Regions from separate parts of the Homo sapiens genome. Here region 2 is linked to region 1. A link is a contact called in ENCODE Hi-C data. All regions are on one chromosome and are shown on one strand. Each heading gives the region's core, a stretch centred on a gene start or an enhancer-like site at or near the end of the contact. The rest is flanking DNA. Distances are from core to core; before and after follow the strand shown.

Region 1 (3,348 bases), core at 575-3,074:
AGATCCCTTCTCAAGTGACCTGGTCAATAACCCTGTGTCGTGTATTTATTATTTCCAATATGCACAATATGTAAAATAGTTGACGTTTTGATTTATATTAAGGCGCGATTAGTGTAGAATGTTCCTATAAGGGACTAGGGAAAAGATCAAACTATAACACATTGAATATGGACTAAATAGGCTGGTGTGGCACCACCTTGGGCTTGTAGGTTCCTTAAAAAATATGTGATCAAAGTTTCAGACTGACTGTCAAATTAATTTCTGGAAAACAGACCATTGTGAGTTTATGGAGAGAGTCAAGAAGCAGCAATAAGGACTGCACTCTTGCCTGGACACTTTAACTAGTATGACCCTCTCCAGGCTCACCTCTCCTTTATTAGCTCTAAATTTCTGCATTCCTAAAAATGAGGAAGCTGAACTAGATTGCCTAGAAGATGCTTTAATGGTCTAACCTTCTATGCCATAGTAGGTTTTTATCTTCTCTTCTCTAATGTAAACATCAATGTCAGAGAGTCAATCAATATTGCAAAAGGTGAACAGAATAAAGACACCAATTCAGGAGAACACTTTCCCGTGTACAAGTCACACAACTGTCATCCAAGACAGTACAAACATTCTTGCCCCTACTGGTTCCACAGTACTCCTCTCCTAAGTACACTTCCATATTTCTTGCTGAACTTAAAATGCCAATAGAAGCGATTTCTTCACCTCCATCAGGGCCACACCTCAGGTAAAGGAAGCAGGGGTTTTCATCTTGGTTGTTCAATCTTCTCTTCTAAATCACCAGATTCTGGCTGAGAAGAAAACAGGTGAAAACATCACACAGTATAGTTTCTGAACATGGCTCAAAACCCACTTGTTAGGCCATGAGGTTTATTCTAACAAATGCTCAACACAGAATTCATAAGGAAATGGAGGCATCACACATCAGGGCTTCCCCCTCTATTTTTTCCTCAATCATCAACGTTCTACTCAGTCCCCTGCAATTGATTCTCGGATACATTACTGGACACCTACTGTGTGCACAGGAGTAGGAGCAGAACACAATAGAAGACAAAGTGTATCTTTTTCGAAATTAAGTCGACGGCGGTCGTCTATAGCTGGACTTTTTACACAGCCTGTTTTGGTGGAGAGGAGGTGGCTTGTTTGAGGGTAGATGGGCGGACTGACTTTGATAGCAGCCCTGACGACCCGTCACGCCTGACGGGGACGTTTATGAAATTCCAAGTCCTGGTCACCTTCCCCCGCTCATGCCTCGGGGCCTCGGGTACTTCCCGGCCAGACCTACCCCGCCTCCGCCCACCCCGGTCCTCGCCTCCACCTCGCAGCCCCGCTCCCCCGCAGAGACCCGACACCAACTGCTCTCCTGGATCCCGGACTCAGACCCTCACGTTCCCCGAGGAGCGCGGCAGTCGCCGAGCGCAGCGACCCGGTCGCCGGCGGCCCGGCGCACCGTGGCGCAGGTGGCGCCAGAAGCTCCTCCCAGTCGAAGTCGCGGGCGCAGACACGAGCCCGGGTGAGGAGGCTGTGAGTTAGGGCCCCGCCTGCGGCATCCCAGGAAGAGGCAAGCGTGGGGCGGCGGGTGAGGCCCCCGTCCTCGGACCGCGTGTCCACTGCGCCGCCTCCTGCCAGGCCTCTCTTCCAGTGCTTAAGTGTCGGCCAGTGCAGCGCAGAAACGGGCAGGCAGAGCGACTCCCGGCTTACATCATTTCAAATGCCCGCCGCTTCTGGATTTGGTGAGAACCTGCACCAGAGAAACGCATGCGCATAAGCCAACTGGACTCGAGAGGCGTTCAAACTTTGCTCAGGAAGCGCTAAAGAGCGGAGCATGCGCACTGGCAGGCCCTCGCTCAGCCTTTGGAGACCATGCGCAGGCGCGGTGCACTGTGCGCGGGCACCACGGCGGTTTTTCGACGCTGGCGGTGGACGCAGGCAGCATGGACCACGGTTGCTGGGCGGATGGGGAGCGTCTATGGTCAGGTAGGTGTCGTCTCTTCGCTCTACGCGATGTGCAGGACCGACTCCTGACCTCGTTCTTTCCCGAGTGGACGCCAGGGCCTTTTCTGCCTCCACTCCGTCGGGTCTGCAGCATTTGTGGCAGCGAACGCGGCGGAAGCGCTGTCCATTCGGGTTAATTTTACTCCGAACTCTCCCTGCCTCTCTCATACACATTCTCGCGTTAGAGGGGAGTTGAGGTAGATATTGAACGGCGTTAGTGGTGGACGCTGGGCCACACGGGCCTTCCCCAGGTGCCATCTCATTTGATGCTCCCTGATCCTACGGCGTTGCCAGGACTATGCTGGATGCCCTCGTGACAGAAATCAGAAGGTTGAGAAAGATCCCAGGTGTTTGGATGGAGCGGTCGCCTGAGGGAGTTTTCCAGATGCCCCATGGAATAGGAAGTAGATCTTGCCTCTTTCTTCCTTTTGTACTCCAGATGCATTCTAAGTTGTGTACACCAGACTTCCTGTTCTTTATGCCCAGCCCATTGTAGTCATAAGTTAACTTTGATACATGTCATCATAATTGGACAGTCTAAAGGAAAATAGGCTTTTTAGAATTACCTATCTGAAACTTCATGAGCAAGATCAATACTATAAGCTGGATTTTGACTTCCTTAAATAAGGCAGAAAGCCTACAGCATTTTGTCGTCTCCCCTTTCTTTCAATCTCGTATGTTCAGTATTATCACCCAGTCTTGTTTTATTTTTGGTTTTTAAAGAAAAACTTCCCTGTCTTTCTCCATCTCTGCCTCTCTGTTTTGAAATACTAGCTTTCATCGGAACAATTCCAGGAGTTTCTTTACTGGTTGATAGTCATTATCTCCTCACCTGCGTTTCATTTTCTGCACTGCCCTCTAATCTTTTATCAATTGTCCTGATGCTTGATGCTTTCTGACTGAATCACCATCACCATTACTTTTTTTTTTCTTTTGAGATGGAGTTTCAGTCTGTCACCCAGGCTGGAGTACAGTGGTGTGATCTCGGCTCCTGCAACTTCCGCCTCTTGGGTTCAAGCGATTCTCCTGCCTCAGCCTTCTGAGTAGCTGGGACTACAGGCGTGCACCACCAGGCCCAGCTAATTTTTGTATTTTTAGGAGAGACAGGGTTTTGCCATGTTGGCCAGGCTGGTCTCAAACTCCTGGCTTCAAGTGATCCGCCCGCCTCGGCTCCCAAAAGTGCTGGGATTACAAGCGTGAGCCACCGCACCTGGCCACCATTACTTCTTAACAGGCATACAAAGCCCTTTATCCTTGACTTCTGCCTGCCTCCTAGACCCCCCAGCTTTTGTACATGCTTTTCCCTCTACCTAGAATGCCCCTTCTTTTGGATAGGAAAAATCCTGTTCA
Region 2 (3,348 bases), core at 557-3,056, 2.0 Mb before region 1:
AGATCTCACTCTGTTACCCAGGCTGGAGTGCAGTGGTGCAATCATAGCACACTGCAGCCTCAAACTCCTGGGCTCAAGTGATCCTCCCACCTTGGCTTTCCCAGTAGCTAGGACTACAGGCATGCACCACCATACCTGGCTAATTTTTAAATTTTTAGTAGAGACAAAGTCTTTGTTGCCCAGGCTTATCTTGAACTGCTGGATTCAAACGATCCTCCTGCCTCTGCCTCCCAAAATGCTAGGATTACAGGCACATACCACCATGCCCAGCAGAACACAGAACTCTTGATTCCATGGTCAAATGTTCCACTATATTTGAATTAAAAAGATATCATCAATAAATACAGCAGAGGGCATTGTCACAGTTACAGAACGGTGGCTGTTTGGCACACCTACCGAATTGACATTCTACTTATGTTTATCTGGACTCTGAGAAATATTTCATTTGGAAAAAGTATCCACTGTCTTTTTGGGGTTTTTAATTTCCTTTTCTTAGAAACCTTATATTAGGCTGGGTGCAGTGGCTCATGCCTCTAATCCTAGTACTTTGGGAGGCCAAGGCAGGAGAATTGCTTGAGCCTGCGAGGTCCAGGCTGCAGTGAGCCATGATGGCACTACTGCACTACACCCTGGACAACAGAGCAGGACCCTATCTCAAAAAAAAAAAAAACCTTTGTAGTAAAGGGTAGAGACAGTATAGTTTTGTTGATAGTTTGTTCTGGCTTTCATTTCAGTTTTTCCCAAACTAACTGTAGAGTTCATAAATCCATATTGCATTTTTGTGAAAGTTTTGCATGCAAAATTGTGGATCTGTAGTTCCATTAACAGTAGAAAGCCATAAAGAGGTTTTGAGCAGGAAGGTGCCAGTATTGGAGCTGCCCACCTTTACCTGGAATGTCTGTGAGACAAATGAGGGCAGAAGTAGAAACAGGGGCAGAGAAGAGACAAGGACCTAAAACCAAAGTAGCTGTGGGAATGGAAAGGAGGGCCAAGAGTGAAATGGGAGACAGTGCAATGTTCAGAATTTGCCAGTGACTAACTCTGAGGCAGAAGAAAGAATCAAAAGTCAGAGAGTGGGCCAGGAGCAGTGGCTCATGCCTGTAATTCTAGCACTTGGGAAGGCCAAGGTGGAAGATCGCTTGAGGCCAGGAATTCAAGACCAAACTGGGCAACATAATGAGACCCCATTGCTACAAAAAATAATTTTTAACCTGCCAGGCTCAGTGGCTCACACCTGTTGTCCTGGCTACTCAGGAGACTGAGGAGGGAGAATTGCTTGAGCCCAGGAGTTCAAGGCTGCAGTGAGCTATAATCATGCCACTGCACTCCAGCTTGGGCAAGAGAGCAAGATCCTGTCACCAAAAAAAAAAAAAAAAAAAAAGTCCGTGAACTCTGAGTGACGGCAGTATGTGCAACAGTGGGACACGCAAGAGAGGAACTGGGTCAGAGGAGATGTGGACCCTTGAATCAGGAGATCCTGGACTCAGGAGGAAGGGAATGGCTGGTGGGGGAAATGCTGGTCTGAAATGTGTAGGGCAATCCTGGAGATCAACATCAGGGAGCTCTCTATGTAGAATTTAGTATGGAAGCCACAGGAGTGGGGAAGAAAGAACTACCGAAGGAAAAAAAAAGAGGAGTGGTCAGAAAGGTAGGAGATGAAGCTGGTAGTACGGTGTTCTGGAAGCCGAGGGTACAGTGAGCCTGAAGCACATGGTAATAAAAATTGTCAGATGCTACAGATTTCGAGCATTAGAACGGAGGAAAGGCCACTGGATCTGACAAACAAGAGACTCAGTGACCTTCTAGAGAACAGTTCTCAGTAGGATGGTAGGGAGAGAAGCCAAGTTTCAAAAGCTGAAGCCATGTGATTATAAACCACAAGTCCAAGACGTCTGGCAGTGAAAGGAAAGCAGGAGATATAAGACTAGATTAGGGCAGTAACAAAAATAAGGGAAAGGTTTTGTTTTCTTTTAGGTATTTATTTTAAAGAATGGGCATCTCTGAGCACTTTTATAAATGGAGGAGAGATGTAGAGGGGGTAAAAGGACTGAAATCCAGAAGGGAGGTAAAATTCAGAGCACAGTGATTTGTGTTGGCAAGCAAGAAAGCCCTATCTTCCTCAGAAACGAGGAGAGGAAGCTGTGAAAAACAGCTCTAGGGAGGTTTTGGTGGGTGAGACAGAGGTGATGGAGTGGAGTTCAAACCCTTTCTCCTCCTTGGTGAATCAAGCACAGAGTCTCCTGCTGAGGGTTGCTCTGGAAACTGGAGGAGATTCGGGACAATAGTTAGAGGGAAGCAAATCAAGAAGAATGAAAAAAGAAGAGCGACAAGAAACTGCTTTCTCCAAAAAGTCTTGGCAGTCCATAATCAGGCCTAGGACGGAAAGATCAGGCTGAGGCTGTGGAGCCCCCCGCAGAGGTGGACATATGCAGCTAAGGGAAATCGAAGGCGCTCTGCTAAAGGAAATGGTAACGGATCCAGCTTACTCAGGGTCTTTGAGGGATCTGTGCTTTTAAGTAGAAAGTGTTATAAAATGGGTGTTCCCCTCAAAAGAAATGTTAGAAATGTTCAGTTGTTACAAGAACATGTTCTCAGACGCGTTGCAGAAAATGTCATTTGTATAAACTGCAACGTATCTTCCATTCTCTGTGTATGATCAACATGATTCCCAAGTGGAAAAAACATCTTAACAGTAGAAAATGCAATGTAACAGGCTAGGTGCGGTGGCTCACTCCTGTAATCCCAGCATTTTGGGAGGCCCGGGTAGGTGGATCACCTGAGGTTAGGAGTTCGAGACCAGCCTGGTCTACATGGCAAAACCCCATGTCTACTAAAAATACAAAAAATTAGCCAGTCGTGGTGGTGGGTGCCTGTAATCCCAGCTACTCGGGTGACCGAGGCAAGAGAATTGCTTGAACCCGGGAGGCAGACGTTGCAGTGAGCCAAGATCACGCCATTGCACTCCAGCCTGGGCGACAGAGCAAGACTCTGTCTCAAAAAAAAAAAAAAAGGAAGAAAGAAAGGGAGGGAGGGAGGGAGGAAGGAAGGAAGGAAAGAAAGGAAATAAACGTATTTAATAATGTTGCCTAATCTGTATGCATGCAGTACAGGACACAGTTTTGTGGAACATAGTACCATCCTGTGACCTTCCTCTATGTCCACCACAAATCTGCCTGAAAAAAAAAATCTCTCCTGAGAGGACCAGATATGCTTGTGAAGCATCAGAGAAAATACAGCTTGTTTGACATTTCAAAATCCTGGTCTGTGCTAGGACTGGTCTCATCTTGATGGGTATAAATTTGTGCTTATAGGAACACAGTCACTCTATATCCAGACTAAGAAATTTTT

Evidence for each region. A loop is a pair of places that touch in the nucleus more often than their neighbours do. Pooled maps may share reads with other maps.
Region 2: a map of CD8-positive, alpha-beta T cell shows a loop between it and region 1 (5-fold over the local background). The contact joins the enhancer-like site here to the promoter of FAM24B-CUZD1 in region 1. A Hi-C loop is called at or near these places in 3 of 168 maps with a recorded cell type or tissue (B cell, CD4-positive, alpha-beta T cell and CD8-positive, alpha-beta T cell), 1 of 37 single-sample maps with no recorded cell type and 8 of 50 pooled maps.

The regions. Positions count from the first base shown.
Region 1 is chr10:122,878,117-122,881,464 of GRCh38, reverse strand. FAM24B-CUZD1 (FAM24B-CUZD1 readthrough) reads left to right here and starts at 1,824. Exons shown (of 11, transcript NR_037915.1): 1 at 1,824-1,980. It overlaps FAM24B (family with sequence similarity 24 member B), which reads left to right and starts at 1,884. Exons shown (of 4, transcript NM_152644.3): 1 at 1,884-1,980. It also overlaps the pseudogene C10orf88B.
Region 2 is chr10:124,910,375-124,913,722 of GRCh38, reverse strand. No RefSeq gene overlaps it. Among named protein-coding and RNA genes, the nearest start is that of ZRANB1, 30 kb to the left of the region's middle. Within about 2 kb of position 1,806, at least 4 of the 41 ENCODE cell types and tissues checked have a DNase peak (open chromatin) inside an H3K27ac peak, as active enhancers do.